Regions from separate parts of the Homo sapiens genome. Here region 2 is linked to region 1. A link is a loop called in an ENCODE intact Hi-C map of the cell type or tissue named here. Cell type or tissue: HCT116. All regions are shown on one strand. Each heading gives the region's core, and the rest is flanking DNA. Links, peaks and the distances in the headings are about the cores only. Region 1 overlaps JMY (junction mediating and regulatory protein, p53 cofactor). Region 2 overlaps JMY (junction mediating and regulatory protein, p53 cofactor).

The links. A loop is a pair of places that touch in the nucleus more often than their neighbours do. Peaks named below come from ENCODE experiments on the same cell type or tissue, not always from the same donor. Only the 100,000 strongest peaks of a DNase experiment are listed, where the experiment ranks them.
Region 2: it touches region 1 in a loop (1.9-fold over the local background); 4 of 110 quality-filtered maps call a loop at or near these places.

What each region holds. Positions count from the first base shown.
Region 1 is chr5:79,311,647-79,324,715 of GRCh38, forward strand. It overlaps JMY (junction mediating and regulatory protein, p53 cofactor), which reads left to right. Exons shown (of 11, transcript NM_152405.5): 8 at 757-852; 9 at 2,611-3,205; 10 at 4,354-4,664; 11 at 9,960-13,069. The coding sequence ends at 4,661. LOC102724530 (a long non-coding RNA gene) reads right to left here. Exons shown (of 3, transcript XR_001742756.1): 3 at 5,363-5,988. Among named protein-coding and RNA genes, the nearest start is that of JMY, 82 kb to the left of the region's middle. In HCT116, for the core only: no CTCF peak of the experiment used is centred there; a DNase peak (open chromatin) is centred at 7,475.
Region 2 is chr5:79,259,168-79,272,236 of GRCh38, forward strand. All of the region lies in intron 1 of JMY (junction mediating and regulatory protein, p53 cofactor), which reads left to right. Among named protein-coding and RNA genes, the nearest start is that of JMY, 30 kb to the left of the region's middle. RefSeq lists enhancers at 263-922, 2,137-2,674, 2,675-3,212, 4,379-4,558, 4,624-5,148. In HCT116, for the core only: no CTCF peak of the experiment used is centred there; no DNase peak of the experiment used is centred there.

The DNA of each region.
Region 1 (13,069 bases), core at 2,868-10,867:
TGAGATTTTATTATATAGCTTTTAGATGATTCAACTCTATAGGGAAAATTAAAAGTTTGTTTAGATAACTGCCAAAAATAAGCTGTGATACTAAACCAGATGATTCATGGATAATGCTTGAAAAATATTTTTCTAACTGCTGGTTATATTGGTTGTTGATTTGATTGCTTTTGTTCGTTTGTTTTTTTGAGACAGAGTCCCACTCTGTTGCCCAGGCTGGAGTACAGTGGCACTATCTCGGCTCACTGCAACCTCTGCCTCCCAGGTTCAAGCGATTCTCCTGCCTCAGCCTCCCAAGTAGCTGGGATTACAGGCATGCATCACCACGACCGGCTAATTTTTGTATTTTGGGTAGAGATAGGGTTTCACCATGTTGGCCTGGCTGGTCTCGAACCCCTGACCTGAGGTGATCCACCCGCCTCAGCCTCCCAAAGTGCTAGGATTATAGGTGTGAGCCACCGTGTCTGGCTGGTTGCTGATTTTATTTTTTAAAGTCATCTACATTTAAGTTAGCATAATATAGCAGCTAGAAGTATTTTACACTAAAACTGTGTATTAAAAATATTTCATGTTTCATGCTTTCATATTTCATGTTTCATGAAGTATTAAAAATATTTCATGTTTCATGAACAAAAAAAAATTTTGTTCAGTGAATCATCCCCTTTGGCCCACATTAGGATAACTTCTCATCTTTTTTCCTATTAATGATAAAAATTGGGACACAGCATAATGGAATTATTATTAATTTTTTACCAGAAGAGAGAAAAATTACATGATGAAGAAGAAAGAAAAAGTGCCTGGGTTAGCCAAGAGAGACAGAGAACACTGGATAGACTTCGAACATTTAAACAGGTATTAAAAGTAATGGTCCATTTATTGTTTTTCTTTTTTTTTTTTTTTTAACAGAGCTACATATACACCTGTAGGATTTCTTTGTGGGAAAAACTTGGTTTTCCCTTATTTATAAACTATTATAACCATGGAAGTCCTTTTTAAAATTGTTTTAATGGCATGGCTCCATTTCCTCTGGTGGTTTTCCGAATTTAGTATTCTTGTGACCTTTGACCCACAGCTTCAGTAGTATAAGAGGAATGATAAGGGCCTCTGGGAAACCTAGATTCCTCTTGAGTTTAAAAAATTAGTTAAATCACAACTGACTATCCAGCTCAAGCATCAGCATGTTATTTATTCCACATACATCAGCCTGTGGTGGTAATACATCAAATGACCATTGGCAGAATTAGAGGTGGAGGGGAGCAGCATATTTGAGAAATGCTTCAGCAGTTCTCTTGCCAGGGTAAGCCATGACCACACACTGATACCACAGTATCCACACATCTCCTCAGAACTGTGCTGAAGCCTCACAGTTCTCATTTTTAAAGTACTCTGGAGCCTTACTTCAGTTATGCATGCTGAAGGATCACTTTGTAGGTGAAGTAGGCTTTTGAACAAGTGTTACAGTGGAAAAAAAGGAGGTGAGGCAGGGGAAAAGCCTTGTTATTAAGTAAATGTGGCTCACGCCTGTAATCCCAGCACTTTATGAGGCTGAGGCAGGTGGATTGCTTGAGCCGGGGAGTTCAAGACCAGCCTGGGTAACATGGCGAAACCCTGTCTCTATACAAATTAGCCTGGCATGGTGGAACATGCCTGTGGTTCCGGCCATTTGGGTGGCTGAAGTGGGAGGATTACCTGAGCCAGGGAGGTCATGGCTGCAGTGAGCTGTGATCATACCACTGCACTCCAGTCTGGGCAACAGAGTGAGACCCTGTCTCAAAAACAAACAAACAAACAAAAGGTCTTACCATGGTAAAATATATATAAGAGTTCTACCAGTAAGTACTGAAAAAAATGTATTTCTCTCTTCATTCTGTCATAAAATGGATATATAGTTGATGGAGCTTTTTAAAAATGCCAAGTAACCTGTTAAAGAATATTTTAATTTTCTCGTGTGTGCATTTGAAAACATAGGAAACTTTTTGCATACCAGTAGCATTTATACATTTGACATCACTTATGTTTTGCATTTTACATGCTATTTGTTTTATACATTTAGTAGTTTTATTCACTAAAAATCTTTTTTTAATCATAATTTTGAATATTTGAATTATCAATCGTGGATTTGATAGGCAAATAATAAATTCATAATTGTTTGTAAGCTATTATTAGGTACTTTCGGATTTTCTGTATAACTTTAAGGGTGAAATAACCAATAAGCCAACATAACATTTTTGAGATGGAATCTCACTCTGTCACTCAGGCTGGAGTGCGGTGGCACAATCTCGGCTCACTGCAACTTCCGCCTCCCGGGTTCAAGCAATTCTCCTGCCTCAGCCTCCTGAGTAGCTGGGACTACAGGTGCCTGCCACCACACCCAGCTAATTTTTGTATTTTTAGTAGTGACGGGGTTTCACCATGTCGGCCAGGCTGGTCTCAAACTCCTGATCTCAGGTGATCCACCCGCCTCGGCCTCCCAAAGTGCTGGGATTACAGGCGTGAGCCACCACACCCGGCCACATAACATCTTTTATTTGAAGGAGAAAATAAATAGGCATGTGCTCATAAATTGTTTCAATAACATTTAACCAGTTCCAATAACTTCTGGTATTTTAGAGGTATCCTGGGCAAGTCATACTTAAATCAACCAGATTACGACTAGCTCATGCAAGAAGAAAAGGTGCAGCAAGTCCTGTTCTCCAAGAGGATCATTGTGACTCTTTACCAAGTGTGTTACAGGTAGAAGAGAAAACTGAAGAGGTGGGAGAAGGAAGAGTCAAGCGTGGGCCATCACAGACAACAGAACCCCAGAGCCTTGTGCAACTTGAAGATACTTCATTAACACAACTTGAAGCCACCTCATTACCTCTCAGTGGTGTTACCTCTGAACTGCCTCCCACTATATCTCTTCCACTTTTGAATAACAACCTCGAACCATGTTCTGTTACCATAAATCCACTCCCATCCCCTCTTCCTCCAACACCACCACCTCCCCCACCTCCTCCCCCTCCCCCACCACCACCACCTCTGCCTGTTGCTAAGGACAGTGGCCCAGAGACACTGGAGAAAGATCTGCCTAGAAAGGAGGGGAATGAGAAGAGGATCCCAAAGTCAGCCAGTGCCCCCTCAGCACACCTCTTTGACAGCAGCCAGCTGGTCAGTGCACGGAAGAAGCTCAGAAAGACTGCTGAAGGTTTGCAGAGGAGGAGAGGTACGTCAACATATTTTCATGGTCCATCTGTTGTATGACATCAGGCATAGTAAAAAACTATATTTTTTGACGTTGCAAAGCTTAAAACACTTTATTTTTGACATTATTTGATAGTAAACAGGTTTTCAAAGTCACACTAGAGGAGAATTCTTAGTGCATAAAGTACACAGAAATGTATGCCTTCTTGGGCTGTTAGGCATGTTTTAAAAACAGATCTTCTAAAGTGATACATTCATGTTTGGTAATGTATAATGGGTGGCTCCTTTTGTGTTAGGGAAAAAGTTTTGATTTTAAACCTGAGATTTTTAAAAAAATACTCATATCAGAAAGGGTAAGATATCTGGTAAGGACTGTCACCACAGGGAAGACATTGGCAGGATCATGTAACATTTGTTCATACATTTGTTGAGGACTTTTGTGTATTTGTATAAAGAAGCAAAGAAGAACAGGGAGTAATCTGTTCAACTTACAATGTGACAGATGTGCCTCAATAAGGTTACTATTTTTTTTTCTAATTTTTTTTGTTAAGAGAGATTCAAGCACAAATAAAATTATTTCTAAAAAGAGCAGAGAATAACCCTTGCCTTTTGCCTTTAAGGAATTTGCATTTTGCATGGGGAGAACATTATATAAATGTTACATATTACTTGTATATTACATTTTAACCTGAAGGACCATTCTATAAAACATTTCTTGATGTAATCTGAGTAGGATTTCACATGTAAAACAACTAAATGAAAAAAGCACAGTCTCCATAATAAACAAAAATTAATTTTTAAAAACAAAATGTGTAACCCCATCACTCTGAATTTGGGTGGAGCAACTGCAATATGGAAATCCTTTGGGAATCACACCCATAATACTACTAAGACCACCTCCCAGTTCCCAATCTGGTCACTTCTCTCATGTAGGAAATGATAGGAATACCAACAGTACCCACCATGGATTGGGTCTTGGGATTTTCTAAAAAGAAGGATAATTAGGATCCCTTGTGTTCTGATCACCTTCTGCACACATTTCATGATCCATTTTGAAGATGGTGTTTCAGCGTCCTGTGCTTTCACAGTTGCGAACGGTAGAGGTTATACAGTTTCATTCTAATTAAGTGCAGTCCTAACTGTAATACTGTTCTGTTTCATTTTCCAAAGTGAGCTCACCCATGGATGAGGTGCTAGCCTCCTTGAAGCGTGGTAGTTTTCATCTGAAAAAGGTTGAACAGCGAACTCTGCCTCCTTTTCCTGATGAAGATGATAGTAATAATATCTTGGCACAAATAAGGAAAGGGGTAAAATTGAAGAAGGTACAGAAGGATGTTTTGAGAGAATCCTTCACACTTCTACCCGATACAGACCCTCTAACACGGAGCATCCATGAAGCTCTTAGAAGAATTAAAGAAGCATCCCCAGAGTCAGAGGACGAAGAGGAGGCTTTACCTTGCACAGACTGGGAGAACTAACAAGTAAACGGCCTTATTGTCTTTAGTAGCATTCAGTAATACAGGTTTTATATCGGATGATGAGGTTTGGGGTATTTTTTATTGAGCCTGAGGCATATCGTTTGTTTTATAACCCAATTTTAGCATGGATCACAAATTTATGAACTTCAGGTTTTACTTAATTCTGTAGTTTCTAGAAACTTAAGATAACTTTTTAATGATTATTGCTATGTAAATACTATTTTTAAAAATGTCCTCCTCATTAAAAATTTCTGCTATACAGCTGTAATTGCAAGTAAAGTGACAGTCTCATTCTTGCCCTAAAAAAACAGAAAAGGGCCTGGCACAGTGGCTCACACCTGTAGTTCTAGCACTTTGGGAGGCTGAAGCAGGCAGATCACTTGAGGTCAGGAGTTCAAGACTAGCCTGGCCAACATGGTGAAACCTCTTCTCTACTAAAAATATAAAAATTAGCCGGGCGTGGTGGCGGGCATCTGTAATCCCAGCTACTCGAGAGGCTGAGGCAAGAGAATCACTTGAACCCAGGAGGCGGAGGTTGCAGTGAGCTGAGATCGTGCCACTGCCCTGGGCAACAGAGTGAGACTCAGTCTTAAAAAAAAAAAAAAAAAAAAAAAAGGCTTTCCAGGTTCAGTGGTTCGCTTCTGTAGTCCCAGTTACTCAGAGGTTGAGGCATGAGGATCTCTTGAGCCCAGGCGTTCAAATCCGGCCTGGGCAATATAGCAATACCCCGTCTGTAAAAAGAAATCAATACGTCAATTTTTTTTTTAATGCAAAGCCTTTTCTGACAAAGTATTTCAGTAACAAACTGTTATGCACACTGAATTTTGATGTCATGTTAGCTGACCTCAAAGGAGTTTTCTAAGATCATTCTGGAAAAATTGTTGCATTGTCTGATTATTTAACTTTCTAAACCCTTAAAAAAAACTACTTATTGTCACAGTTACTGTATTATCTAGACAAATTTGCAGGTATCATTAATATATAAAAATTATCTACATATCTAATGAATACTCCTATACATATTAAGATTCTCTTTGGTTACACATGTAGCATTCTCCTAATATAATAGAGAGCTATAGTCTACTACATTTTAATATACTAATTATAGAGTAATATGGCACAGATTACACCAAATATATAGAAACATTAAAGATAACATGGTATAAATTAAACAGTATATCAAATTTATAATGATGGTAACTGAAATGTTGTAATTTGTATAAAATTTATAGAGTATACAAACATGTTCTATTAATTATTATTCTTTCTTGATGGAATATGTTTCTCTAGGCTTCAAACATTCACCAAAGTAGGGAAGACTTGAGTCCTAGAAGGGAATAAGTAAAGGAATAATTAATTCATGTGTTAGCCCTGTGAATTATTTTTGTTGAATTTCTTTTTTTATTTTAGAGACAGAGTCTCCCTCTGTTGCTCAGGCTGGAGTGCAGTGGCACGTTCATGGCTCACTGCAGCCTCAACCTTCTGGGATCAAGCATCCCAAGTAGCTGGGACTCCAGACACATGCCACCATGCCGGGCTAATTTTTTAATTTCTTTGTAGAGACAGGGTCTCCTTATGGTTGCCCCGATTAGCATAATAATTCTTAAAACATGTTTGATCATAAGAATTAACTTGGGGAGCTTATTAAAAATGGACATTCTGTCCTTGACTTAAGAATTCTGAGTAGAACAACAAAGAAAAAAAATCTTTTTTTGACAGGGTTTCACTCTCTCACCCAGGGTGGAGTGCAGTGACATGATCTCGGCTCGCTGCAAGCTCCACCTCGTGGGTTCAAGTGAATCTCGTGCCTCAGCCTCCTGAGTAGCTGGGATTACAGGCGACTGCCATGATGCCCGGCTCTTTTTTCTTTTTTTTTTTTGTATTTTTAGTAGAGATAGGGTTTCACCATCTTGGCCAGGCTGGTCTCGAACTCCTGACCTCAAATGATCTACCCACCTCAGCCTCCCAAAGTGCTGGGATTACAGGTGTGAGCCACCATGCCTGGCCCAAAAAAAAGAATTCTGAGTAGATCTAATGTATATGCAAGTACACATCTAGATTTTGAAGACATAATATAAAAATGTAATGTATGTCAGTTTTTAAACAACTGATTACATATTGAAAGATTCTATTAGTTACATTAGGTAAAATATTACTGAAAGCAGTTTCACCTGTTCCTTTGGGTATGGGTTCATTAGGTAAATATTCCTGTAGTACCTCTCCACCAGCATCTGCATCAATCAATAACTTAAAAAGGGTAATATTACATTCACCATGATTCAGCCAACATTCAGTAGTAGCATTATCCTGCTTTTTTTCCTATTATGTATACAGTTACATGTAACAGTCACTTTGTATGACTTATGTTTTTGGATCCCAAAGTAACTTCGAGTTATTTTTGCTTGTACATATGTCCACTATGCTTTGTAAAGGAATATATATATATATATATATAGAGAGAGAGAGAGAGAGAGAGAGAGAGAGAGAGAGAGAGAGGGATGCATATCAGTTTGTGAATGTCTAGACTCTCAGGTATGTCTAACTGGGAATCTTTTCCATAGTGGATATTTGTAGGTTGTCTCCCACTTTACAGTTCTTACTACCATGTGTTGTTTCCTTCTGCTGTAGCTTCTCAGGAAGCTGCTTAAGCTTGTGCCTAAAACTACCATCTTTGCACTGACTAATTCCACAGCTGGACCTTCACATAAATGTGTGTTTAGCTCTTTCATTACAGATGGTCCACAGTGGCCCATTCACAGCACACCAGCAGCTGCTCAAGTCAGCCTATCCTTGTCTGTCTCCTCCCATCCCACCATATCCTGCCTAACCCTAGACATTGCATCAGCATTTTGTATACTCAAGTGGCTGGGATGTTACTCATAGCTTCTGGCTACTAATTTAGCCTTAGTATCAGATGTTAACATGGTGCATGGTGTATACACTTTGAAAATTGCTTAAAACTTTTTTCGGGGGTGTGGGAGACGGCTGATGGCTGGAATATGTGGTACAATGTTGAGAGAGAAACAGTGAAACACTTAGAAAATATATGAGCTTGGAAGTTTGCAGTCTCCCTTTACTAAATGTGTGCTAACCCAGAAGCAAACCATAGACTAGTATGGACTGATTAGGCAGTGATGAAGTAGCTGTGTATCACTACTTTGTGATCATGGAGACTAAAAGGCTGTGAACTTTTTATCTACAAATGGCTAAGAAGGCTTTACCGCAATTTGTATTTCCCATTAATTTATTAGATTCCTTTTTTTTTTCTCTCTCTCTTTTTTTCTTTTCTTCAAGACTGAGTTTCACTCTTGTTGCCCAAGCTGGAGTGCAGTGGTGTGATCTTGACTCACTGCAACCTGTGCCTCGTGATTCAAGAGATTCTCCTGCCTCAGCCTCCGGAGTAGCTGGGATTATAGGCGTGTGTTACCACTCCCAGCTAATTTTTGTATTTTTGTAGAGATGGGGTTTCACCATGTTGGCCAGGCTGGTCTCAAACTCCTGATCTCAGGTGATCCACCTGCTTCTGCCTCCCTAAGTGCTGGGATTACAGGTGTGAGCCACTGTGCCTGGCCAGATTTCTTGATTATAGATTTTGTCATTAATGTACTTATATACTTTTAAGAGCTAATTTCTTGAATATTCATAAAGTAGGTAATGAAGGTCCCTTGTTCTGCCTTGTTCGTTCCCCTCTGAAACTCTTCTCTTTCCAGAGATAGCCATAGTCATGCTCAAGGAAATTTCTTAAAATGTATGTAATTACATAGAGGTTTAAAATAAGTTTCAGGCTGAGTGTGAACTTTAAGTTTCAGGCCTGTAATTCTGCAGTACTTCAGGAGGCTGGGGGTGGGTGGATCACTTGAGCCCAGGAATTCAAGACTAGCCTGGGCAACATGACGAAACACATCTCCACTAAAAATACAAAAAGTAGCTGGGCGTGGTGGCTCACACCTGTAGTCCCAGCTACTTGGGAGGCTGAGGCAGGAGGAAATCTGTCTCAATAAATAAATAAGCTTCTAGTTTGTTTCCTGTGAGAGTCTTTTTTTTTTTTTTGAGATGGAGTCTCACTGTGTCAGCCAGGCTGGAGTGCAGTGGCGCCGTATTTGGCTCGCTGCAATCTCCATCTCCCGGGTTCAATCTGGGATTACAGGCGCACCACCATGCCCAGCTAATTTTTTTGAAGTTTTAGTAGAGAGGGGTTTCACCATGTTGGCCAGACTGGTCTCGAACTCCTGACCTCAACTGATCCACCCTCCTCAGCCTCCCAAAGTGCTGGGATTACAGGCGTGAGCCACTGTGCTAGGCCCCTGTAGGAGTCTTCTAAAGTAACTATAGCAATGTAGTTCAAAGGAAATATAGTTTGAGACATGTAATTTTAAAATGTCCAATAGTCACATCAAAAATGAAAAGGAACATGTGAAACTGATGTTTGTAATATTTTATTTGACACAATGTAGCCAAAGTAGTATCCTTCAACACATAATCAACATTAAAAACTAAGGACATTGCTTTCTATTTCTTTTTTTCACACTAAGTCTTCAAAATTCAGTGTATGTTTTATATATACTAGTAGCACATCTCAGTTTGAATGCTAAGGATCTGATACTTAATGAGAAATGTCCTACCAAAACAGCAAAATTGTATTTAATGGAAAAATAGTACTTACTGTTTTAGATTTTTAAATCAAACTGGATTTAAATCAAACTAGATCAGTCACACTAGACACATATCAAGTGCTCATTAGCCACATGTAGCTACAGTATTAGAAAATGCAGAACTGTATTAAGTTGGTACTTTATTCATGTTCCTGTCAGCTTTTATCTGAAGAGTATGTCTTTTATATAAATGCTCCTGTGCTTTGGGTACGCCCCATAGATCTTAAGCACAACACTTTTCAATAAAATGCCCGGGTGAAGTATCCATTTAAAGATTGGTATTAATCCTGTCCTCTAAATGTTAGTCTAACAAAAACAGTTTCTACTGCATTTTGAAGACACCATTTAGTTGTTCTTACTCTAGTAGCAGTTTATGGGGCAAATAGTTTAGACTGAATTTACCTTTTTAGTATATAGTTTTCATACAGTGTTAGAGTAAAAATAATAAAAATGAAAATCTAATAGTCTTTTAAAAGTGATCAAAATCTGTATTTAGATTATTTTGTTTTCATTTTTACTGCTTTAAGAATACAGTCATGGCCTTTTGTAAAAAATGTCTTTTTTACACTTTTTGAGGGAACGTAAATACACTGTATCTTTAAAGGGTCTTTTTTTTAATGGTCTGTATTATTTTGTTTGTAAACAGGTGACATAACAGAAGAAAAATATCATTCAAGATTGGTTCTGATTCTTTTGGAAAATGACAGTTTAAGCACTTGGTTCCTCAGTTGGATAACATTAGATCCAAAGTTCATTGGTTCAGTGGTGTGAAGAAAGGAAGCACAATTGGCAGGTTATCACTTTCCAGTCGTTCCAATAGATGATGGTTAACATGAATTTTACATGTGCAATGTTCCTGACTGCAATGAAGAAAAGGCCTTCTGGAGATTTCTGTTTTTTAAGCACATTCTCCTTCCATCCACATATTTACATCCTTGTAATGGCCAGTTAAGCTAGGGCTTGCTGTAAGTTGGAAGAACACTGGGTTGACAGAGATCTACTGTGAGCTGTATTGGGACTGCTTTGAGAACCATCTTTCAATGCACTGAAAAGTCATCTGAAAAAATAGCTTCTTCCATATCAGCTTATATTAAATACTGTGACACTCTGAGAAAGTTTATCATCATGATAGCTGTAAGTCAGGCATTAAAATCAAATGGAAATACACCTAAAATGTCCGCATTACTCATTTCCAAAGGATTTTTCATAAAGATGTTCAGCAACATCTGAAAAGCTGCATTTATGGAGATACATCTATTAATATGTTCACAACATGATACATTTAACATGGCATATTTTTAGGAGTCTTATACTTTGTAAGGTTTTGAAGTTTCCGTGCTTTTAAATCACTCTTCATATTTCTTGAATTTATAATAGTTTGAATTTTATGTGCATCCTTGTTTATGGAAGGCAGTACTTTGATAATATTTCAAATTATTTTTATTTTGTTTGAATTATTGCTTGATTGCTATGACTGACATGACTTTCCTATTGAGAATCAAAAATCAAGATTCAATCATAGGGATGCAGATCTTAACTCTTTTCACAAATTACCATTTTAAGTTTTTATTTTTATGCTCCACAGTGAAAAGCATGTGCTCTACAAAGATAGAAAGTAGAGACAAGTCTCCGTGGCTGGCATTTCACCATCTTCACATGCACTGAATGGAATTTTGGGAGAATGCCTTTGTTATAGTCACTAAAATTTTAAACTTATACACAGCTTTAGGTGCTGATTTTGGCTGTGATGGAGTCCTGAAGGACACATTTATATGTTCCAGATTTTCAGCAGGATTGTTGTGGGCTTGAATACATGTAGATCATTGGACTCAGTGTGCAGTACCCTGTACATATAATTCTGCATAAGACAGATCTTGGCCTTTCTGTGGAGGGAGTTAAGAACTAAAATACCAAAAATCACTTTATTTCTTTTAAGACAATTATCTGGCCTAAACCCAGAAAGCAGTACTGGAGCAAAAGCCCAGTGTATATGAATTGGTATTCCTAGAGAAAAAAAGAAATGCTCACACCTTTGTTATTTTAAAGTGTTTTCTTGAAAATAATTAGGGAGAAAATTTTCTGGCAACAGGTTATGTAAGACAACAACTTTTTTTATTATTTCAAAACAAAACAGGCACATGCCACCATGCCCCAGCTAATTTTTATATTTTTTATAGAGACAGGGTTTTGCCATGTTGCCCACGCTGGTCTTGAACTCCTGGACTCAAGCAATCTGCCAGCCTCGGCCTGCTAAAGTGCTAGGATTATAGGCGTGAGCCTCTGTGCCCAGCCTGACAAAATCTTTTATTTATTTAAATGTTAGTAATACGTTTATTGATGAGACTAGGAGCTTCTCTGCAGCATCTTCATAATACATTGGTTTTAGTTCCCACACTATTCCCACATCTTATCTGGGAAGATTAGAAATACAGATGTAATATGGAAGCTTCAACAGCATGGGGGTGGTGATAGTGTCCTATTTGCCCTTGGTAAAATATTAAAGCGTATTTCTTAACCCAAAGAGTGATTGGTTATATGAATATATTTGAAAAAGTTAAAGCAAATTTGCAAACCTTTACAAAATCATGTATCAATTTTATGCTATCCAGTTTTTACGTACCCATGTGTCAACATTTCATATATCCAGTTCTTTGGGTGCTGGTTCACTTTTTTTCATTTATTCAAATTCAGAAAAATACGGACGGATCTAATGTTAAATTAACCAGAAACCCTGGAACATTCATATCTTGAGAGGGAATTTGCTACTCTTTTACTTTTGGGATTTCATTATAAAATAGGCTCATTTTATACATATGTCCTGTGGTCTGTCTTCCAGAGTGTGCTGTAATCATAAGTCTCTAGCAAAGAGTGGAGGGTGGAGGGTGTGTAGAACTCCACTCAGCCTCATGGATACATCTACAAGTCTCTCAACCCATCCTGTTACAGTTCTCCATGAGAGTCACCTCACACTTGGAAAAGAAGGAGGTTAAAGCAGAGTATTGTTGGCAGCCAGCTATGCCCATCCTCTTGTAAATAACTTTCCAACACACCCATTTCCTTGCCTTAAGGTGCAGGTTCCTACTTCTACAAAATTTCAAATGATTGCAGGTCAAAAACCTTTGGAGTTACTCACAAATAATAATAAAATTTCAAATAACTAGGGTCTACTTGTCCATCAAGATGACATTACCAGTGGAACCCACCTGTTAATTTTAAAGTAGCTTCAGAACCCAACAAAAATTATGTAAGCCTGGTTAAATGTCCTTTTTTCTTCTTGCCTCTAATAAAATCAGGATCTTCGGCCTTGATACTAAATATGTGTATATTTAGTTATGATGGTACTTGTAGATGCTCACATTTCCAGTTCCAAACTCGCCCGTACTTTTTATGTGCTTCAAAATATTGGACACATTTCTGTTAATATATGATTTCTGTATCCACAAACCGCTGTTTGCTTATGCTGAGTCAATTTAGAAGTTAATTTCCAATCTAGTCTCAACTGCAATGCATTTAAAATAGGTAAAACAAGTAAATGAGTTTGGGACATTTTGAGATTAATGTTACTGCCCACTTGACTGTCAATTTCAAATGGCTCCTAATGCAACCAAAATTATAACCAATGTAGCATGTGTAGGAAAGGTATTTTTAATTATTTAAAATCATTGTGTATATTACAGCAGTATGAGGAATGCCTGGCTAAAGAGGATTTTTTAAAAGATGAAGAATGGTTTTGCTTGTATTATATAGGCTTACTGA
Region 2 (13,069 bases), core at 2,209-10,208, 53 kb before region 1:
GGGCAGGTCATCCCGACGAGTGTCCAGCTCTCAGAAGAGAGGGTAGTTCATCTCTCCAGCTGGCTATCTGGTCGTCTCTTCAGCCCTCAGCAGAGAGGAGACCCTGGGGTGGGCAGCTTCTCTCTGCAGCTGCTCTCCCATCATCTGGCTGAATATGGGGCTTTTATGGGCCTCAGGGGAGGAAGTGTGTGCGAAATGGTCCGTGGGCAAACATGGGCGGGCCTGGAAAAGGCACCACAAGTTCCCACCCCAGTCAGTAGGATCAGCAGTCTGACACCCAGGCTTCAGGCCCTCCCCGACTTGAAGGTGGTGCTTCACCAAGGACTCACCCACTCCTGCCCAGGAGCTTGTCTGCCTCCTGCTGCCATTTATGGTGCCCAGGCTGTTTGTGCCAAGGAGTGTCTGTGGGCCAGCGCTGAGCTGCCCTCAGCACCCCCTTGGCCTCTCTTCTGTGCTCATTGGTGCCCAAAGTCCGCAGCAGGCTGAAGTGGCAGGGGCTGGTGTGTCAGCACTGCCCCCGAGCCTGTGCACACCCAGCCAGGTTGTGACAGACCTAGGGTTGGCCTCAACTTTGCCTTGTGAGTGGAACAGGCGCTGATATTGAGGAAAGTCCAGGCAGTGGGAGCAGACACCTCCGAGCCTGCAGGGGCAAGGTGGGGCCTTCCCAGGCCCCGGAGAGTGCAGAGATGCCTGGATCTGCAGCTGTAGCTTGGGCAGCTGTAGCCACCCCTGGGAGGGTGGGAATCCTGCATGCCCCTGGCTCCCACTGGCTCCATGGAGCATGGCATATGCACATCCTGGGCCCACCTCTGCCTCAGGGCCCCTCTCTGCCTGCCCCTCAGTGCCCGACTGTACTGCTACCCTGCTGGCAGGCAACTCAGCCTGGCCCCATTGCAGTGTCTCCCAGGACAGTGGTCGAGGTACAGGTGGCATGGCAGCCCTGGCCAGCGCCACACAAATGAACCTGACGCACCCAGGGCTGGCCTCACAAGTCCTAGCTGTACCCTTCAGCCAGGTGCTCACAGACCCTTGGGATGCGGTAGGAAGCAAGGTTGAGGCTGTGGCGGAGACTCCAGGCCTGGGAGTGGTTCCTGCCTGGCCCTGTGATGGTGGGGGTGGTTCAGTCAGGTGCCTCCAGGACATGGGGCACAGGAAACCCACTGCCACCACTGCCGCTCCCACAGCTGCTCTTGCCACCACCGCTTATGCCTCCCCACTGCAACTGATGTGATGGCAGCAGCCAGTCTAGATGGCCCGCCACTGCCATGAGTGGCTTGATCTTGCCTCACTGCAGCCTCAACCTCCTGGGAGCAAGCGATCCTCCCACGTCAGCCTCCTGAGTAGCTGGGAATATGGGCATGAACCACCATACCCAGCTGATTTTTGTGGGTTTTTTTTTTTTTTGTAGAGACGGGGTTTTGCCATGTTGCCCAGGCTGGTCTCAAACCCTTGAGCTCAAGTGATCCACCCACCTTGGCCTCCCAAAGTGCTGGGATTGCAGGCATGAGCGACCACACCTGGCCCCAGATTTTTTTTTTCTTTTTTGATTTCATGTCCCTTGAGTCTTTTTTTTTCTCAGATTTTAGTATTAACAAGTAATAATTAGCAGGAATAATATAAAAATAATTCAGTAGTTTTACAAAGCAAGAACAGAGATGGGCAGTGTAAATGTGGAAATGTATGGCACTGGTCCTTATTTCTCAGTAGGGGAAACAGACCAAATGGACCTAAAGGCAGTTCCCAGGGCCACAGATGCAGTATCATTGCTGGGGTAGGTTCCTTCCATCCAAGTATCCTAAGTCACTCCCTTTCACAGTAATTATTTGCATGTTTTAATAATTAATGGTAAAGATATTACTTATAGATTTTGTGAAAGGAAAATAAATCTAGGGACCCCAAACTCATTAAGCCAAAGGGAAAAGTTAAGCTGGGAACTGGGTCACACAAACCTGTCCCTTTTGGTTCCTAAATAAGATGGCTACAAGATGAAAAGCTACATGCTTCCGCCATATTTTGCCCACAAGCAAATTCATAGTGAGCTCCAAGATCTTTACCCTGAGGTTTTTCTGCTAAAATTTTACCATGGCAATGTAAATTGATAGCATATCCTTACAGGTGCAGTCACCCCCCTGCCCACCAGACAAATGCATATCTGATTGTTCTCCTGCCCCATTTTGTTTGGGTTATCTTATGTAAAAGTGCCGTCTCTACAAATAATAATAATAATAATAATCAAAAAATTAGCCAGGCATAGTGGCACGTGACTGTAGTCCCAGCTACTCAGGAGGCTGAGACAGGAAGATCACTTAAGCCCTGGAGGTTGAGGTTATAATGAGCCATGATGGAGCCACTGTACTCCAGCATGGGTGAAAAAGCGAGAGGCTGTCTCTAAAAAAATAAAGTGCAGATTCACTGGGCCAGACAAAGGCGTGAATTACTATTTTCCCTAACCCCCCTTACATGAAAATTGTGTACTTCTCAGTAACCTGCCCTTTCCCCTTTAAATTTGGAGCCCTCAAAATTATCTTCAGAGAAAGGCGTAGACCTGTCTCCCGGGCATATTTCCTTAACTTTGGCAAATAACCCTGCTGGGATTACAGGCGTGCACTACCATGCCCGGCTAATTTTTGTATTTTTAGTAGAGACAGGGTTTCACCATGTTGGCCAAGCTGCTGTCAAACTCCTGGCCTCAAGTGATCTGCCCGTCTAGGCCTCCCAAAGTGCTGGGATTACAGGCGTGAGCCACCATGCCCAACCTCTGCTTCATGTTTCTTAAGTGAATCAATAGAGCAAAATCATTTTCTAAAATCCTACAAGAGATATGTCAGATTTTGAAGCAGAAATTATCAAAGCTTTACTTTCCAGGCCCCTGCTCTTTGTCCTTCCTTTCTGCTGAATCCTGCTGTGGCCGTTTTTATGTTGTGCTGGTTGAGCTTCAGCACTTCTGAAACCCTTTGTGGTTGTATTCTCATTCAGATCCATCTGCGTTCTTATTCAGTGTGGCTCTCAGTGAATCTTCTCAAATTTAGCAAAATGCATCTTTCACATTTTAGGTGCATCTGCTGCATTTTAAATTAAGGCCTTCCCTCTTCATCTCAAATATCCTTAATCCTAAATAATTCGACTTTCTTTATAATTCCTTTTAGTCTTTTATATGCATTATTTATAGTACCTTACACATTTTGCAGTTTATAACCTGCAAATGCCCATAGCTCAGTTTATTTATTCCCTGGACTTTGTCAGTTTTTAGTTAGCAAAATCAAAAATTAAGTTTTATAATTATATCAAGTTAGTGATTATTTTTTCACCTGTTGAATTCTTTTATCATGAATTATAGGAAACGGTTTACACGAAAGTCTAATGCTTAGTAAATTGTATCTTTTGAAATGAAGTTATAAAATGCATTCCCTGTATTTTAAGATTATTTGCCAATACTTAGATTAAAATAGTTTGACCAATTGAAATTAAAATTGTTTTTAAGGTAGTCTAGTATTGGAAAAACATGAAACTTTATAGGAAAGAAGGCAGATTAATAAATTAGCAGTGTTAGGTGAGATGGCTTGGGCTTCTCTGCAAGAGTATTAAGTTTAGGTGCTGCATAATAGCTTTGTAAAGTACTATTCTGTCTGAGGACAAAAAGCATGGTGGAAATAATAGATAAAAATGTTAATGTTTGGATAGAGTAACTGATATTCTGTCCTCAGTTATTGTACATATTTGTGTACAGTGGTATTGTGACTTAATTAATAATCATATAATGACTTGATGTTTTTGTGTTGGCAGAAAATAGTATCTAAACTTTGTATTACATTTACTTTATTGACCCTGTAAGAAGAGCCCAAAGAAGCCTAGTGTTTGAGGGTTCGCTTACTGTTGAATTGTGGCATTTGATCACTTGTAAATGACTCAGGGGGATTTTACTATTGAAAGATGTTGGCACCATTTTTTTCCCCTCATTCTTTTAACACTTTTGCTATTCCTGAAACCTGGTAGAAAACCATTATCTCGAAGAAAGTGTTAGTTTTCAAGCGAAGTATAAGATAAAGGGCTTCTTTGTATGTACATATTCTTGGAAGAAGGGAATTATTGCCTTTGACCTAAAAGGAAGAGGCTGAGGCACAAAATATATTTGAAGAGTTTACTTGGGCCAAAGTAAGGACAGCTGCCGAGAAGACTCAGACCCAAGTATCCTTGAATATGCACGGTCTTTGTTACAAACAGGTTTTTTGATTTTTTTTTTCTTTTCAGGCAGGATGTGCTCTGTCACCCAGGCTAGTGTGCAGTAGCGTGATCTCAACTCACTGCAACCTCCATCTCCCGGGCTCAAGTGATCCTGCAGCCTCAACTTCCTGACTAGCTGGGTCAACAGGTGTGCGCCACTACGCCTGGCTGATTTTTCACTTTTTTGTGGAGACAGGGTTTTCACCATGTGGCCCAGGCTGGTCTTGAACTCCTGACCTCAAGGTGTTCCAAAGTGCTGGGATTGTAGGTGTGAGCCACCGCCTGTGGCCACTAAAATTTTTTTTTATAGAGTCTTGCCTTTTTGTCTAGGCTGGAGTACACCGGTGCAATCATGGCTTACTACAGCATCAGCCTCCTGCTTTGGCATCCTGATGTGTGCCACCATGTCCGTCTTTTTTTTTTTTTGAAACAGAGTTTCACTCTTGTCGCCCAGGCTGGAGTGCAGTGGTACGATCTCGGCTCACTGCAGTCTCCGCCTCCCAGGTGCAAGCAATTCTCCTGCCTCAGCCTCCAGAGTAGCTGGGATTACAGGCGCCTGCCACCACACCCAGCTAATTAGTAGAGACGGGGTTTCACCATGTTGGCCAGGCTGGTCTCAAACTCCTGACCTCTGGTGATCTGCCTGCCTCAGCCTCCCAAAGTGCTGGGATTACAGGCGCGAGTCACTGTGCTTGGCCTTTTTGTTTTTTTTTAAAGATAGGGTCTCACTCTGGTTGCCCAGGGTAGAGTACAGTGATGTGATCTTGGCTCACTGCAGCCTGGCCCTCCCGGGCTCAGGTGATTCTTTCACCTCAACCTCCTGAGTAGCTGGGACTACAGCTGTGTGCCACCACACCTGGCTAATTTTTTGTGTTTTTAGTAGAGGTGGGGTTTTACTGTGTTACCCAGGCTGGTTTCGAACTCCTGGGCTTAAGCAATCCGCTGACCTCAGCCTCCCAGAGGGCTGGAATTACAGGTGTGAGCCACTTCACCTGGCCATAATTTTTAATTTTTTTTTTTTGTAGAGACATGGTCTCACTATGTTGCCCAGGCTGGTCTTGAACTCCTGAGCTCAAGTGATCCTCCTACCTCACTGTAGGAGGTAAAGCCTGCCAAAGTGCTGGAATTACAGGTGTGAGCCACTGCGCCTGGCATAAATCATGATTTTTAAAAGCAAATAATATTTCATCAGAATGAAAAGAGTTAATATAATTTTAATGGCCATTGCATTAAGGCCAACTTTGTTGAATGACCCATGCACTGGAGATAAGACCCTGGCCAATGCTGGAGAGAAACTAGGCTGATTTTGTCACTCTGTGCCTGCCTTCTAACGCTGAAGATCATTCTGTGATTCAGTAATAACAGTGTTTTTTCTTAGAATAACTAAAAATGCTTCAGTAGAGGAACTGAACCATAAGAAATGAGTTTTGGCTCAATTTTAGTTTAAATAGTAGTCATTAATCTAACATAGAATGACAGTAAATGCAGTGAGAGAAAGAGTGGGAAAAGTTATTTTATTTTATTTTATTTATTTATGTAATTTTTTGAGGCAGAGTCTTGCGCTATCACTGTCACCCACGCTGGAGTGAGTGGCACGATCTTGGCTTACTATAAGCCCTGCCTCCCAGGTTCATGCCATTCATTCTCCTGCCTCAGCCTCCTGAGTAGCTGGGACTACAGGCGCCCGCCACCATGCCTGGCTAATTTTTTGTATTTTCAGTAGAGACAGGTTTCACCTTGTTAGCCAGGATGGTCTTGATCTCCTGACCTCGTGATCCGCCCGCCTTGGCCTCCCAAAGTGCTGGGATTACAGGCGTGAGCTACTGCACCCGGCCAAAAAACTGTTTTAGATTCAAGAAAAATGTTATATGTTTTAATTTTATAGATAAGTAAATTGACTACATAATTTATATAACTTCAGAGATACTTGCCTCACTAACTGATGGTTAATATGGGGATATTAAGATATTTATTAAAGCAGTGCTTCTCAAAGTTTAATGTATACACTTATCACTTGGCAGTCTTAACTACAATTCAGAGTCCCATTCTGCAGATCTAAAGGTGAGGTTCTGGTTTCATTTGTAACAAGTTCCTAGGTGACACCAATGTTGCTGGTCCCAGACCATACTTTGAGTAGCAAGGTACCGTCACTTTGATATGGCCATTTAGTTAGTTGAATTGAACTCTGTAGACTAAAGATTAAACAGGACGGATTGACCACATGCAATGTTCTTTTTCCCCCACTCTGTAGATGGGCTTACTGCTTATTAGAATGTGCTGCATTTATGGACTCAGTGTGATGTCCCACTCCCTCCTATGAACTTTCTCAGGGAGCATGATGACACGGCCTCACCCACTGTTTCCCACCCAGATTGCTCATCTGTGATGATTCTTTTTTTTTTTTTTTTTTTTGAGGCAGAATTTCACTCTTGTCCAGGCTGGAGTGCAGTGGCACGATCTCGGCTCACTGCAACCTCCGCCTCCCAGGTTCAAGTGATTCTTCTGCTTCAGCCTCCCGAGTAGCTGGGATTACTGGCATATGCGCCACCACACTCGGCTAGTACTGTATTTTTAGTAGAGACAGGGTTTCACCATGTTGGCCATGCTGGTCTCGAACTCCTGACCTCAGGTGATCCACCCAACTTGGCCTCCCAAAGTGCTGGGATTATAGGTGTGAGCCACCGTGCCTGGCCAACTTTTCTTAGCTTTCATCACAAGCAAAATCCCATGTGGCCTGTCCTCTGTCCATGTGTGTAGTCTTATTTGCAAGGTATTTGCCTCTCATTCACAGAGGCGTTCAGTTTTAAATTTGTTTGGGAGTTTGATTAATGTCTCTACAGATTAAGTAAGCTCTTTAGAAGCAGAGACGATGTCTGTTTGGTTCACCATTGTGTCCCTAGTGTCTGGTAGAATGTCTACCTAGTGGTAGAATCACAGAAATATTTGTTGGATAAATCAATGCTGGGCACAGAGTGAGCAGTCCACAAATATCGTTCTTTCTTGACTAGTTAAGTATGTAAATCATGTATTAATACTTGTTAAATGACCAAGGTCAGGGGCGTTTTGTATTTTTAATTGATATAGTTGTACATATTTAGGTGGTACATGTGATATTTTGATATGCATATACAATGTATAATGATCACGTCAGGTAATTGCAATATCCATCACCTCAACCATTTATCCTGTTTTTGTGTTGGGTACATTACAGTTCTTCCAACTGTTTTGAAATAAACAATAAATTACTGTTAACTATAATTTTCCTACTATACTGTTGAATACCAGAATTTATTCCTTCTAACTGTATTTTTGTATCCATTAACCAACTTCTCTTCACCAAACCCCACACTGATGTTTGAATTGCTTCTTTTTGCTCTAGTTGACTATTAAAAACAAATAATAGAACCAACCAAAAAACCGCCTGTTAACAAAGTAGAAAGACAGACACAGCTTTGATCAGCTTACAAAAAATAGGTGTCAGCAGGTATGAAAATCAGTGTTAATTGGTTATTATGGCTTTATTTTGAATGATTTCTTTGTTTTACTTTTATGATAGTTTAACACATACAATGAAATATAACATGTCTTTAGGCTTGTGTCATCTGTTTTTAAAAATTAATAGACTTGAGTTTTTACATCAGTTTTAGGTTTACAGAAAAATTGAGCAGATAGTACAGAGATTCCATACTTCATACCTCTCTCCTGCCTTCAGTCTTCCCTATTATTAACATTTTGCATTGGTGTGGTACATTTGTTATAATTTATGAACCAGTATCCATAGATTATTGAGTAATCCATAGTTTATATTAAAATTAATTTTTTGTACAGTTCTGGGTTTGTTTTCCTTTTTTATAAAATGTAGAACCCTAGAGTTTCTATGTTTTGACAAATGCATAATGTCCTGCTGTCCTGTGTACACCATTATAATATACAAAATAGTTTAACTGCTCTGAAAATCCCCTGGGCCCCATCTGTTGATTGGAGTGCTCCATCTGTTCATTGGAGTGCTCCATCTCTCCTAGCCTCTGGCAACCAGTGGTCTTTTTACTCTCTGTAGTTTGGCATTTCCAGGATGTTATGTAGTTGGAATCATATATAGCCTTTTCAGATTAGTTGTTTCAGTTAGCAATATACATATAAGGTGTTCCATATCTTTTTGCAGCTTGATAGTTCATTTCTTTTCCCTTTTAAAAAATATTTATTTTTTATACAGATGGGATCTCCCTGTGTTGCCCAGGCTGGTCTCAAACTCCCAGGGTCAAGCAATCCTCTTACCTTGCTCTCACAAAGTGCTGGGATTACAGGCCTGGGCCACAGTGCCCACCCAGCTCATTTCTTTTTCTTGCCGAACATTTCATTGTATGGATGTACTACAATTTGCTTATCCATTCACCTGTTGAAAGACATCTTGGTTGCATTCATGTTTTGGTAGTTAAAATTAAGCTTCTATAAACTTTAGTGTGCAGGTTTTTGTGTAGATAAAAGTTTCCAACTCATTTGGATAAATATTAATGATCCATGATTTCTGGATTAGGTGGTAAGGTATGTGTAGTTTTGTAAGAAACTGTCAGAGTGGGCTGGACATAGTGGCCCATGCCTGTAATGCAAACACTTTGGGAGAGACTGAGGTGGGAAGATTGAAGCCAGGAGTTCAAGATGAGCCTGAGCAACACAGTGAGACCCATCGCTACAAAAAATTTAAAAAATTAGTGGGTGTGGTGGTGCGCACCTGTAGTTTCAGCTCCTCAGGAGGCTACGGTGGGAAAATCACTTGAGCCCAGGAGTTCCAGGCTGCAGGGAGTTACGAATGTGCCACTGCACTCCAGCCTGGGCAAGAGTGAGATCCTGCCTGTCTATCTCTCAGTCATCTATCAAAGTAAATAAAAAATAAGACTGTTATGGTGTCTCCCAATGTAGCTGTACAGTTGCATTTCCATCAACAGTGAATGAGTTCTGGTTGTTCCGCATCCTCTAGCATTTTCTGATGTCAGGGTTTTGGATTTTCACTATTTTAATAGGTATGTATTGGTATCTCATTTTGATTTATAATTCCCTAATGCTATGTGATGTTGAGCATCTTTTTATTTATTTTTTATTTATTTATTTATTTATTTCTTGAGATGGCGTCTCGCTCTGTCGCCCAGGCTGGAGTGTGATGGCGTGATCTCGGCTCACTGCAACCTCCACCTCCCGGGTTCAAGCGATTCTTCTGCCTCAGCCTCCCGAGTAGCTGGGACTACAGGCGCCCACCACCATGCCCGGCTAATTTTTTTATACTTTTAATAGAGACGGGGTTTCACCATGTTGGCCAGGATGGTCTCGATCTCTTGACCTTATGATCCACCCGCCTCGGCTTCCCAAAGTGCTGGGATTACAGGCGTGAGCCACCGCGCCCGGTGAGCATCTTTTCACATGCTTATTTGTCATCTGTATATTTTCAATGAGATATTTTGCCCATTTGTAAATTGGATCTTTTTTTACTGTTGAGCTTCAGGAGTTCTTTGTATACTTTTGGTAACAGTCTTTTATCAGATATGTCTTTTGCAAATGTTTTTTCTCCATCTGTAGCCTGTCTTTTCATTCTTAATAGTGTCTTTTGCAGAGCAGAAGTTAAATGAAGTCCCACTCACCAATTTTTTAATGGATTGTGTTTTTGGTGTCATATCTAAAGTCAAGGCCAAAGGCAAGGTCAGCTGGATTTTCTTCCATGTTATCTTCTAGAAGTTTTATAGTTTTCAGTTTTACATTTAATTCCATGATCAATTTTGAGTTAATTTTTGTGAAGAGTGCAAGGTCTGTGTCTAGATTCTTTTTTAAGACTCTTCTATTGAATTGTCTTTGCTCTCTGTTAAAAGATCATTTAACTGTATTTGTGTGGATTTATTTTTGGACTCTATTCTGTTCCATTGGTCTACTTGTCTGTTCTTTCACAGATACCCTACTGTCTTGACTACTGTAGCTTTAGAGTGTCTGAAAGAGGTTGAGGAGTGTCAGACCTTCAACATTCTTCAATATTGTGTTAGCTATTCTGAGTCTTTTCACCTCTGTATAAACTTTAGAATTTATTTTTTGATACCCACAAAATAACTTGCAGAGATTTTGATTAGGATTGCATTGAATTTATAGATCAAGTTAGGAAGAACTAATACCTTGTTAGTATTGAGTCTTCCTATGCATACACATGGAATATTTCCTTAGATCTACTTTGATTTCCTTTGTCAGAGTTTTATAGCTTTCTTGTTAAAGATCTTGTACATATATTGTTAGATTTATACCTAATTTTTGGTGTGCTAATAGAAATAACATTTGGAATTTTTTTTGAAATTAATGTATTTTATTTTTTATTTATTTTTTTTTTTAGAGACAGGGTATTGCCCTGTCACCTAGGCTGGAGTGCAGTGGCGCAATCATAGCTCACTGCAACCTTGAACTCCTAGGTTCAAGGATTCCTGCCTCAGCCTCTGCAGTAGCTAGGACTGCAGGCATGTGCTACCGTGTCCAGCTAATTAAAAAATTTTTTTTTGTATACATGATGTCCTACTATGTTGCCCAGGTGGGTCTTGAACTCCTGGGCTGAAGTGATTCTCCTGCCTCTGCCTCCCAGAGGGGTGAGATTGCCAGACATGAACCACTGCACCTGGCCTGGAGGAGTGTGTGGGTGTGTGTACGTGAGTTCATTTTCTACATGGACAAATAGGTCATCTGCAAGCAGAGACAGTTTTACTGCTTCCCAGTCTACACATTTTAAATTTCCTTTTCTTTTGTTATTGCATTAATTAGGACTTTCAGTACTATGTTAAATAGGAGTAGTAAAGGGGACATCCTTGCTTTTTGCCTCATCATAGTGGGAACACCATTAAATATAAATGCATATATAAAAATTTATATGTTTATATAAAATATATATTTACATAAATATTTAAAATATATATTTACATAAATATTTAAAATATATATTTACATAAATATTTAAAATGTATATTTACATAAATATTTACATAAAATATATATTTACATAAATATTTAAAATATATATTTACATAAATATTTAAAATATATATTTACATAAATATTTAAAATGTATATTTACATAAATATTTACATAAAATATATATTTACATAAATATTTAAAATATATATTTACATAAATATTTAAAATGTATATTTACATAAATATTTAAAATGTATATTTACATAAATATTTAAAATGTATATTTACATAAATGTTTATATAAAATATATTTACATAAATATTTATATAAAATATATATTTACATAAATATAAAATATATTTATATTAATATATTTATATATTATATATTTATTATTATAAATATATATACACCATAAATACTTTCTCACCATTAAATATGTTAGCTCAAGGTTTTTTTTTATCAAGGTGAAGGAGGTTTTCCATTCCTAGTTTGCTGAGAGTTTTATCATGAATTGAGTGTTGGATTTTGTGAAATGCATTTTCTGCATCTGTTGATATGATCATGTGATTTTTCTTGTTTAGCCTGTTTTTGTAGTAGATGACAATTGATTATTGACTGTTGAGCTAGCCTTTTGTATACTTGGAATAAATCACATTCAGTTATGGTATATAATTCTTTTTACATTGGTTGGATTTGCTAAATATTTTGTGGAGGATTTTTGTGTCTGTGCTAATGGGAGATGTCAGTCTGTAGTTTTTTTAAGACAGGGCCTTGCTGTGTTGCCCAGGCTGGAGGGCAGTGGCATGATCAGGACTCACTGCAGCCTTGACTTCACAGGGTCAAGCAAGTCTCCCACCACACCTGGCTATTTTTTTTTTTTTTTAAATTTTAGTAGAGAGAGTCTCGCTATGTTGCTCAGGCTGGCCTTGAATTCCTGAGCTCAAGTGATTCTCCTCCCTAGGCTTTCCAAAGTGCTGGGGTTACAGGTGCAATCCATCATGCTCAGCCTGTAGTTTTTCTTTCTTGTAGTGTTTGTCTGTTTTTGCTGTTAGGCTAAACCTGGCCTCACAAAACGAGTTAGGAAGTATTCCCTCTACTTCTATTTTCTAGAAGATATTTGAGAGAACTGGTATAATTTCTTTCTTAAATATCTGGTAGAATTCACCTATGAACCTATCTGGGCCTGATGCATTCTGTTTTGGAAGGGTATAGTTATTGATTCAATCACTTGCATGGATATAGGTCTGTTCAGATTACCTGTTGTTTCTACTGAATTTTTTTGTACATTTGTGTCTCATTTTCTTTTACTCACCGTTATGCTAACGAGGATGTTGTGACTGAGGAGTGTTAAAATCACCAACTCTGTCAACTTTCTTCCTTCTTTTTAAAAATTCTTTCCATTATAACTTAATGTACTTTGAAGTTCCATTATTAGGTATGTACACATATGATTGTTGTGTCTTCCTGATGAATTGACTCTTTCGTGTTTATAAAATGTTCTGGGCTGGGCGCAGTGGCTCACGCCTGTAATCCTAAGTGCTTTGGGAGGCCGAGGCAGGCGGATTATCTGAGCTCAGGAGTTCAAGACCATCCAGGGGGCAACATGGTGAAACTCTGTCTCTACTAAAATACAAAAAAATTAGCCAGGCTTGGTGGTGCACACCTGTAATCCCAGCTACTTGGGAGGCTGAGGCAGGAGAATTGCTTGAACCCGGGAGGTGGAGGTTGCAGTGAGCTGAGATCACACCACTGCACTCCAGCCTGTGTCATAGAGTGAGATTCTGTCTTTAAAAAAAAAAAAAAAAAGAAGTTCTGCATTATCTCCAGTAATACTCTATATCTTACAGTCTATCTACTCTTTGATATTAAAATAGTCCCTCCAGGCTTCTTATGCTTTACTGTTTGCTTTCAAC